2 separate regions of the Homo sapiens genome follow, and region 1 is linked to region 2. Evidence: read pairs that join two places in POLR2A ChIA-PET (ENCODE). Cell type or tissue: GM12878. All regions are shown on one strand.

The links. Peaks named below come from ENCODE experiments on the same cell type or tissue, not always from the same donor. Only the 100,000 strongest peaks of a DNase experiment are listed, where the experiment ranks them.
Region 1: POLR2A ChIA-PET joins it to region 2 with 8 read pairs; 4 of 35 experiments call an interaction of 5 or more read pairs at or near these places.

Annotation. Positions count from the first base shown.
Region 1 is chr19:38,944,706-38,949,705 of GRCh38, forward strand. FBXO17 (F-box protein 17) reads right to left here. Exons shown (of 6, transcript NM_024907.7): 3 at 3,862-3,973; 4 at 1,767-1,862; 5 at 264-399. Among named protein-coding and RNA genes, the nearest start is that of MRPS12, 16 kb to the left of the region's middle. In GM12878, no CTCF peak of the experiment used is centred here; no DNase peak of the experiment used is centred here.
Region 2 is chr19:39,004,003-39,009,002 of GRCh38, forward strand. It overlaps a transcript of FBXO27 not described here. Among named protein-coding and RNA genes, the nearest start is that of FBXO27, 26 kb to the right of the region's middle. RefSeq lists an enhancer at 2,478-2,647. In GM12878, no CTCF peak of the experiment used is centred here; a DNase peak (open chromatin) is centred at 2,649; H3K4me3 peaks cover 299 bases; H3K27ac peaks cover 968 bases.

The DNA of each region.
Region 1 (5,000 bases), 59 kb before region 2:
TGCATTTCCAGCACATAGAGTGGTGCCCAGCACACAGTAGGTGCTCAATCAGTGTTTGTTGAACATTAAGGGGTTTTGCTAATGAAATGAATCGATATGTAAGCGTCTTGACACAGGGCTTGGGATGTAAGAAGGGCTCGATACTTCTTAGCTGTTATGATTATAGATATCCAGGAGTGACAGAAGGGAAACCGAGCAGACGAGAGGCTGGGCGTGTGTGCCTTTAGCGGGTCGGGGGGAGCTGGAAGCTAGTCTGGACCCACCTGTCGGCAGCCCCTCTCAGTCCACTGAAGGACCGGGTCAGGTGAGGCTGAGAACTTGACCACTTCCTTTTCATACACATCCAGAAGGCGGACCCGGAGCTGGTAGACGCAGCCGCAGTTCTCTCGAGCGCCCCACCTGCCAGGCAGCAGTCAGCCTCTATGCCCCCGTCACCCAGCCAGCTCTCTGGGTTTCGGGGCGGGAGGCTGAGGGCTGGCTCCATCTTGATGAAGGTCCTGCACATCTGGACCACATTTGGAGACGTCCTGGCCTGGGAACCTCTAGGGGAGGAGCCTTGGTGGTTCTGGGGTGGAACCAGAGCCTGGCGGAGGAGCCTGGGTGGTCCTGGGGAGGAGCCAGAGCCTGGGGGAGGAGCCTGGGTGGTCCTGGGGTGGAGCCAGAGCCTGGGGGAGGAGCCTGGGTGACCCTGGGGTGGAGCCAGAGCCTGGGGGAGGGTCCTGGGTGGTCCTGGGGGAGGAGTCTGGGTGGTCCTGGAGTGGAGCCAGAGCCTGGGGGAGGGGCCTGGGTGGTCCTGGGGGAGGAATCTGGGTGGTCCTGGGGTGGAGCCAGAGCCTCGGGGAGGGGCCTGGGTGGTCCTGGGGGAGGAGTCTGGGTGGTCCTGGGGTGGAGCCAGAGCAGGGGAGGAGCCTGGGTGGTCCTGGGGGAGGAGCCTGGGTGGTCCTGGGGTGGAACCAGAGCCTGGGGGAGGGGCCTGGGTGGTCCTGGGGGAGGAGCCTGGGTGGTCCTGGGGTGGAACCAGAACCTGGAGGAGAAGCCTGGGTGACCCTGGGGTGGAGCCAGAGCCTGGGGGAGGAGTCTGGGTGGTCCTGGGGTGGAGCCAGAGCAGGGGAGGAGCCTGGGTGGTCCTGGGGGAGGAGCCTGGGTGGTCCTGCGGTTGATTCTGGAGGCTTTTGGGTAGGTAGTTGGGGGACGGGAAAGGATGCTCTGGGGAAGAACCACAATGCAGGGCAGGTGCCTGATGACTTCAGGGAAGAGCCAGAGCCCCAGGGAAGAGACCAGATTTTCTATGGAAGAGCCACAGCCTGAAGGAGGAGCTGGAATGCTTTGGGGCAGAACCTGGGTGTTTTGGGAAGAAGGCATTCATCCTAAGCCTGTAGGCTCTGAAGCCAGTCCTGTCCCAACTATGCTCCCTGAGCCTCAGCTCACAGGGCACCATGCTCCCACCCCTTCAGAGACCCTGGGCATCCACAAGGTGGTCAGGGGAGGTGTCTCGTTTCAGAGGGGTATCAAGCCAGTCAGTGGCCCCCTGTGGACCACCCCAGCCTGCTGGGATGAGGGTGGGCAGGAGTGCAGAGTGGGGGCTCTGGCTTCTCCAAAGCTCTACCTTCCCCGGCTCTGCATCACTTCCCCTCTCAGCCTCATCACAAAGGGTGCACAGTGACAGCCGCTACCCGTGGGGTTGATGGGGCGGGAAATGAGCCCCTGTTGCAGAGCCGCTGCCAAGCCTGCTGCTGCTCTGGGGCAGGGTGCCGCTCCTCACTCACCAGTCAGCCACACAGATCTCAATCTGGGCGCTGTCCAGCAGCTCCTGCCACACCCCTTCCATCACCAGGTCCACAAGCTGCCTCTTGGAGCACCATCTGGGAAGGAGAGATGGCAGGGGGCAGGGCAAACAGTCCTGGCATTCAAGTCACAGTCAGAAGCCACCTCCTCCAAGAAGTCTCCCTTGATAACCCTCTCTAAAGCAGCCCTCAGGGTTTGCTCTAGCAGACCTGAAGATGCATGATGGGCTATACATCTCTCCTTGGCCTCTTGGAGTCCCTTTGCCATTCTCCACCCTGCTGCGGGCTCCAGGCAGCTGACCTCTATGAAAGCCTGACCCTCATCTTTGTGGGACAGGACATGACTACAAATGAAGGCCACATACTAGACATGTGAGCGGGGAGCTCTGTGGCCTCCTAAAGTGTGAGGGCCCCGGGTCTAAAGCTGGACAGCCTTGTCTCTGTCACCCATTGCTTCCTGTTGGATCAGCCAATGGGATGCTCCGGCAGGGGATGGAAGTGAAAGAGGTGACTAAAATCAGGGTATTTATCCTCTTAGGTCCTTCTCAAGGGACTGCCTTGTCCCCCAAGGAAAAAGCAAATCTCCATGGCACTCTCTCCTCATTTTCCAGTAACTGTTTCCTCCCCTCACCTCTAGCAGTCTAGGGGTGGTAACGTTCCTTTCCTAACTGTTACTAGCTCAGGGGCTCCTGCCTACAACTTTGTAAACAGTCCTTCTCCTCAAACTAGAATGTGCCATAATAACATAAATTGTGCAGTATTGGTGGAAGGATGGGTAAGTTGAGCAATGGAATAGAACAAAGTGCCAGGAACCGGCTGAGCGCGGTGGCTTAGACCTGTAATCCCAGCACTTTGAGAGCCCGAGGCAGGCGGATCACCGGAGGTCGGGAGTTAGAGACGAGCCTGGTCAATATGGTGAAACCTCTTCTCTACAAAAAATACAAAAATTAGCCAGGCATGGTGGCGCACCTCTGTAGTCACAGCTATTCGGGAGGCTGAGGCAGGAGAATCATTGGAACCCAGGGAGGCAGAGGCTGCAGTGAGCCAAGATTGCGCCACTGCACTCTAGACTGGGCAACAAAATGAGACTCTATCTCAAAAAACAAAAACAAAAACAAAAAAAACAGAGTGCCAGGGACAGACGTAGGTATACACAGAAACTTCATAAACTGTAGAGGTGGCACCATCATTCCATGGAGAACAGATTCTCATTTTTTCTTTTCTTTTGAGTCAAGGTCTTATTCTGTTGCCAGGCTGGAGTGCAGTGGCATGATCCTAGGCTCACTGCAACCTCAAACTCCTGGGCTCAAGAGATCCTCCCACTTCGGCCTCCCAAAGTGCTGGGATTACAGCTATGAGCCACCGTGCCCGGCCTTCAGTTTCCTGTTATAAAGTGGGGGCAATAATAGTATCTATGTCACAGGGTTGTTGCCAGAATTATATGTAAAGTGTCTAGTATAGAGTAACTCCTTGTGGAGGCAAAAGCGACTCCATCTTGGGTGCTAATCTGCCATGTTCCCTTTTTTTTTTTTTTTGAGACAGAGTCTCATTCTGTCGCCCAGGCTGGAGTGCAGTGGTGCAATCTCGGCTCACTGCAACATTTGCCTCCTGGGTTCAAGCGATTCTCCTGCCTCAGCCTCCACGTCCAGCTAATTTTTGTCTTTTTAGTAGAGACGGGGTTTCCCCCTGTTGGCCAGGCTGGTCTCGCACTCCTGACCTAAAGTGATCTGCCCACCTCGGGCTCTCAAAGTGCTGGGATTACAGGCGAGAGCCACCGTGCCCGGCCCAAAACCCTGTCTTTAGATCAAAGCTGTCTTGCTGTTGTCTCACAAACTGCAGGCGATGATGCACAGAGCATTGCTGCCTGTGGTTGCTAACCTTCCTGATCTTTCCTTGTATCCCTGGCATATGAAACAGTACCCTCAACAAGTATTTGTTGATTGATGGAATGAATCAATGAATAAATAAATGGGGGAAGGAGAGGGTGAAGGTGACGATGAGGACAGTGTGGGGGGTAGGGTCCCTTTCTTTGGGGCCTTTGCCCCAGGGATCGGGGCCTCTCACTTGGGCCACTCACTCGAAAGAGGTCACGAAGCAGGTCTGCGAAGGAGCCCCAGGCACCGGTGTTAGGTTCTTTTCTATGGCCCAGCCGTTCCCGCCATGCTCCACCTCCCAGCCTCTGAAGCCCTCTGTGGGAAAACAAGAGTTGAACATATGGTTCACCTGCCAGCCTGCCCAGAAGAGACCCCGCAACCAGCCAGCTTGTGCTGTCCACCAGCCTCTCCCTCTTGTGCTCCAATCCTCCCTGGTTTCTCCTACCGACTCCTCCTCCCATTATTCTGTATTCCTGGTCCTACCCCACAACTGTGACTCTCAGCGGTGCCCATCCACTCAGCTTCTCTTCAGCCACCCTTACTTGCTCTTTCTCCTTCAGTCCTGCTCTTCATTGTGTGTGTGAGAGACAGGGTCTCACTCTGTCGCCCAGGCTGGAGTGCAGTGGCTCCATCATAGCTCACTGCAGCCTCAAACTCCTGGGCTCAAGCGATCCTCCCACATCAGCCTCCAGAGTAGCTAGGACCACAGGTGCATGCCACCACGCCTGGCTAATTTAATTTTTTAATTTTTTTTTGAGATGGAGTTTCAATCTTGCTGCCCAGGCTGGAGTGCAATGGCATGATCTCAGCCCACTGTAACCTCCGCCTCCCAGGTTCAAGCAATTTTCCTGCCTCAGCCTCCCAAGTAGCTGGGATTACAGGCGTGCACCACCACACCTGGCTAATTTTGTATTTTAGTAGAGATGGGGTTTCACCATGTTGGTCAGGCTGGTCTTGAACTCCTGACCTCAAGTGATCTGCCCCCTCGGGCCTCCCAAAGTGCTGGGATTACAGGCGTGAGCCACTGCGCCTGGACTAATTTTTAAATTTTTTAGAGACAGAGTCTCACTTTGTTGTTCAGGCTGGTCTCAAACTCCTGGCCTCAAGCGATCCTCCCACCATAGACTCCCAAAATGCTGGGATTACAGGCGTGAGCTACTGCACCCCACCATTTTTTTTTTTTTTTGAGACAAGGTCTCTGTCACGCAGGCTGTAGTGCAATGGCACGATCATAGCTCACTGCAGCCTTGAACTCCTTGGGCTTAAGCGATCCTCCTGCCTTGGCCTCCCAAAGCGTTGCCATTCCCACCGCGCCTGGCCCCTGTCCTGTTCTGCATCCCCT
Region 2 (5,000 bases):
TGTGCCGGAAAAGTAAGGAAGTGCTTGAGGAATGATGAGGGCATATTAAAATGACATAGGAATCAGCCTGAAGGATCTCTCAATGGCCAAATCTGGGGCAATTTTATTTATTTATTTATTTTTTTTTTTGAGATGGAGTCTCCCTCTGTCACCCAGGCTGGAGCACAATAGCGCGATCTTGGCTCACTGCAACCTCCGCCTCCTGGGTTCAAGCAATTCTCCCACCTCAGCCTCCCGAGTGGCTGGGATTACAGGCATCCGCCATCATGCCCAGCTAATTTTTGTATTTTTGTAGAGACAGGGTTTCACCATCTTTGCCAGGCTGGTCTAGAACTCCTGACCTCAGGTGATCTGCCCTCCTCGGCCTCCCAAACTGCTGGGATTAGACGCATGAGCCACCACTCCCGGCTAATTTTAGAACCAAAATGAATAAGAAGAGTGTGATGAACGGAATTGTGTCTCTGTCCCCAGATTCATATGTTGAATCCTAATCTCTAGAGTGACTGTATTTAGAGACAGCGTCTTTAGAGAGGTAATTAAGATCACATGAGGTCATGAGGGTGGAGCCCTACCCCATTATGCTTTGGGTTTTTTTTTTTTTTTTTTCTGAGATGGAATCTAGCTCCATCACCCAGGCTGGAGTGCAGTGGTTTGATCTTGGCTCACCGCAACCTCCGCCTCTTGGGCTCAAACGATCCTCCCACCTCACTCCCTGAGTAGCTGGGGCTACCGGCATGCGCCACCATGCCTGGATAATTTTTGTTTTTTTAAGTAGAGACAGGGTTTTGCCACGTTGGCCAGGATGGTCTTGAACTCCTGACCTCAGGTGATCTGCCCACCCTGGCCTCCCAAAATGCTGGGATTACAGGCGTGAGCCACAGCACCCGGCCAATTATGCTATGTCTTTATAAGAAGAAGGAGAGAACAAGGATGTGTGCCCACAAAGGAAAGGCCATGAGAGAGAGGACACAGCCAGAAGGTGGCCATCTGCAAGCCAAGGAGAGGCATTAAGAGAAACCAAGCCTGCCAGGCTGGGCACCGTGGCTCATGGCTGACGTAGCAGGATCACTTGAACCCAGGAATTCTAGACCAGCCCGGGCAACAAAGAGAGATCCCATCTCTACAAAAAAATTTTAAAAATTAGCCGGGCGTGGTGGTGCACGCCTTGTAGTCCCGGCTACTCTGGGAGGCTGAGGCAGGAGGATGGCTTGAGCCCAGGGAGCCCGGGAGGTTGAGGCCGCAGTGAGCTATTGTCGCACCAGTGCACTCCAGCGTGGGTGATAGAGCATGACACTCAAAAGAAACAAAAACCAAAAAAGACATCAACCTGCCAACACCTTTTTTTTTTTTTTTTTTTGACAGAGTCTCGTGTCCTCCAGGCTGAGGCTGGAATACAGTGGCGTGATCTTGGCTCACTGCAACTTCTGCCTTCCAGGTTCAAGTGATTCCCATGCCTCAGCCTCCCAAGTAGCTGGGATTACAGCATGAGCCACCATGCCCATCTCATTTTTTTGTATTTTTAGTAGAGTCGGGGTTTCACCATGTTGGCCAGGCTAGTCTCAAACTCCTGACCTCAAGTGATCGCCCACCTCCGCCTCTCAAAGTGTTGGGATTACAGGCATGAGCCACCACGCCCGGCTATGCCAACACCTTGATCTTGGACTTCCAGCTTCTAGAACTGTGAGAAGTAAATTTCTGTTGTTGAAGCCCCCAAGTCTGTGAATTTTGTTACGGGAGCCCAAGCCAATGGATACAGAGAGTAACATTGTAGCCCACTGAATAAAATAGGAAACCACAAGTCAATACTGATATATGTAGATAAATGAATGAATCCAAAGGTTGATGAAGAATGGGATATTTACAGTGTTTTAAAGAACTTATGAAACACTAATTACAAAGAGGAAAGTAACTTGACAGTGAAGGTTGGCTGACACCACTTTAAATCAAGTGATCAAGGTGAAATGTCATCAATACTGGGACAAATTGAAATTGTGCAGCACATGAAAAATGCAGTGGGGACACACAGAAAAGTCTCTTTGGTGATATTCTTGCCAAAGATGTTATAATCTGAATCTAATTATAAAGAAACATCAGACAAAAGCAAATGGAGAGACACTGTGCAAAGTAAAACTGGCCTGGCCAGGAGTGGTGGTTCATGCCTGTAATCTTAGCACTTGAGGCTGCCGAGGTGGGCGGATCACTTGAGGTCAGGAGTTCAAGACCAGCCTGGCAAACATGGTGAAAAACCCGTCTTTACTGAAAATACAAAAATTGGCCAGGCAAGGTGGCCTACTCCTGTAATCCCAGCACTTTGGGAGGCCAAGGTAGGTGGATCACCTGAGGTTGGGAGTTCGAGACCAGCCCAACCAACATGGAGAAACCCCGTCTCTACTAAAAATACAAAAAATTAGCCTGGCGTGGTGGTGCATGCCTGTAATCCCAGCTATTCGAGAGGCTGAGGTAGGAGAGTCGCTTGAACCCGGGAAGCAGAGGTTGCGGTGAGCCTAGATCACGCCACTGAACACCAGCCTGGGCAACAAGAGCGAAACTCCTTCTCAAAAAAAGAAAAAGAAAAAAGAAAAAAAAGCACATCCCGCTAACCACAGAGATCTATCTTCGAAAGCCAAGTGGCTTCCTCCTTGTTTCTGTATGAATTGTTTTATGTGGTTCAAGACATTGACTCAGGCACAGCAAGTACAGCTGACCAGTAAGTTGAAGCTGATCTGAACAGTGTTCAGGGCTGAGACAGTGTCCTAATAATCAGGGGACAACACACACACGAAATATAATCCCAGGCCAGGTGCTGTGGCTCATGCCTATAATCCCAGTACTTTGGGAGGGTAAGGCGGGAAGATCACTTGAGCCCAGGAGTTCAAGACCAGCCTGGGCAACATAGAGAAACCCCATCTCTACAAAAGATGCAAAAAAGGCATGGTGGTGTGCGCCTATAGTCACAGCTCCTTGGGAGGCTGAGGTGGGAGGATCACTTGAGGCCAGGAATTCGAAGCTGCAGTGAGCTGAGATCATACCACTGGACTCTAGCCTGGGTGTCTCCAAAAAAAAAAAAAAAAAAAAATACAGAAAAGTACAATCCCAGAGGGCACACGTGGTGCCCCCTGGAGACAGAGAGTTTACAGTTTTTAGGGAACCCCAGGCAGGAGGTGCATTCATAAGAGGTTCAGGGGCCCCAGTGTGGTGTTCCAGCCTGGGCCTCCAGCCCTAAAGTTGCCAGACCAGTCCAAACGGATCTGCTCAGTCCTTGCTGTCAGAGGGAATGCCCAAGGCAGTCAATTCCAGATGGGTTTTGCATGTCCATGACAACAGTGTCTCTGCCTGAGGAGTGTGGACAGCAACCCCAGCTGGGCGTTCTGGTGGAATATCCAGGAGCTGGGCCACCCCAGGTGGCAGGTGAGCAGGTGGAAGTATAGGGATCAAATGGAGGGTCACAGTCAATTTGAATTCAAATCAGTCCAGCAGCTTGGAAAGGCAAGACCGGGTGTTTCTTCTTATTTTTCTTTGGGAGGAGGGGAAAGTTCTCGGGAGTAGTTCTGAAAGGCAGAGGTCATTACTGCCCACCCCCAACTCTGCATCTCCCCAGATGCCAAGTTTGTGTTTGGGCTTTTTTTCAAACATTAATTAATTAACTAGTTAATTTTTAGAGACAAGGTCTCTCTCTGTCACCCAGGCTGGAGTGCAATGGCGCGATCTCAGCTCACTGCAACCTCCGCCTCCCAGGCTCAAGCGATCCTCCCACCTCAGCCTCCCAAGTAGTTGGGACTACGGGCACATGCCACCACGCCTGGCTAATTTTTGCATTTTTTGTAGAGATGGAGTTTCCCTATGTTGCCCAGGTTGCCCAGGCTGGGCTCGAACTCCTGGGCTCAAGAAATCTGCCTGCCTCGGCCTCCCAAAGTGCTGGGATTATAGGTGTGAGCCACCGCACTCTGCCTGTGTTTTGGCTATTTAAAAATGTTTTATTGGCTAGGCATGGTGGCTCACATCTGTGATCCTAGCAATTTGGGAGGCTTAGGTGAGCGGTTGCCTGAGCTTAGGAGCTCGAGACCAGCCTGGCCAACATGGTGAAACCCCCATCTCTACTAAAAATATGAAAAATTAGCCAGGCATGGTGGTGCACGCCTATAGTCCCACTTACTTGGGAGGCTGAGGCACAATACTCACTTGAACCTGGGAACCAGAGGTTGCAGTGAGCGGAGATGGTGCCACTGCACTCCAGCCTGGGCAACAGAGTGAGACTCTGTCTCAAAAAAAAAAAAAAAGAAGGTTTTATTTATTTAAATATAAATGGGGTCTCACTATGTTGCCCAGGCTGGACTTGAACTCCTGGGCTCAAGCGATCCTTCTGCCTCAGCCTTTTGAGTAGCTGGGATTACAAGCATGTGCTAATGTAACCGGCTCTGTTTTTGCCTTTTTGTTACAAAATCAGTATGTCTCATTCGGTCATTATAACTTTAGATTTTTTTCCATTTTTACGGAGGTAAAATTCATACAATATATAAATCACTATTTTAGCCATTTAAAAATGTATATAATTCAGTGGTTTTCGGTACATTCACAATGTTGTACAACCATCACCACCATCTAGTTCCCAAATCACCCCAAACAATCCGTGTACCTGTGAGCAGTCACTCTCCATCCTCCCTCCTCCTCCCTGGCAACCGCTAATCTATTTCCTGTCTCCACAGATTTTCCGATTCTGGGCAATTCATATAAATGGATTCATAAAATATGTGGCCTTCTTTCATTTAGCATGTTTTCAAGGTTCATCCATATTGCAGCATATATCAGTATTTCATTCCTTTTTTGTACGTTTGTTTTGAGACAGAGTCTCGCTCCATCGCCCAGGCTGGAGTGCAGTGGGGTAATCCTGGCTCACCACAACCTCTGCCTCCCAAGTTCAAGCAATTCTCCTGCCTCAGCCTCCTGAGTAGCTGGGATTACAGGCACCCGCCACCATGCCCAGCTAATTTTTTGTATTTTTA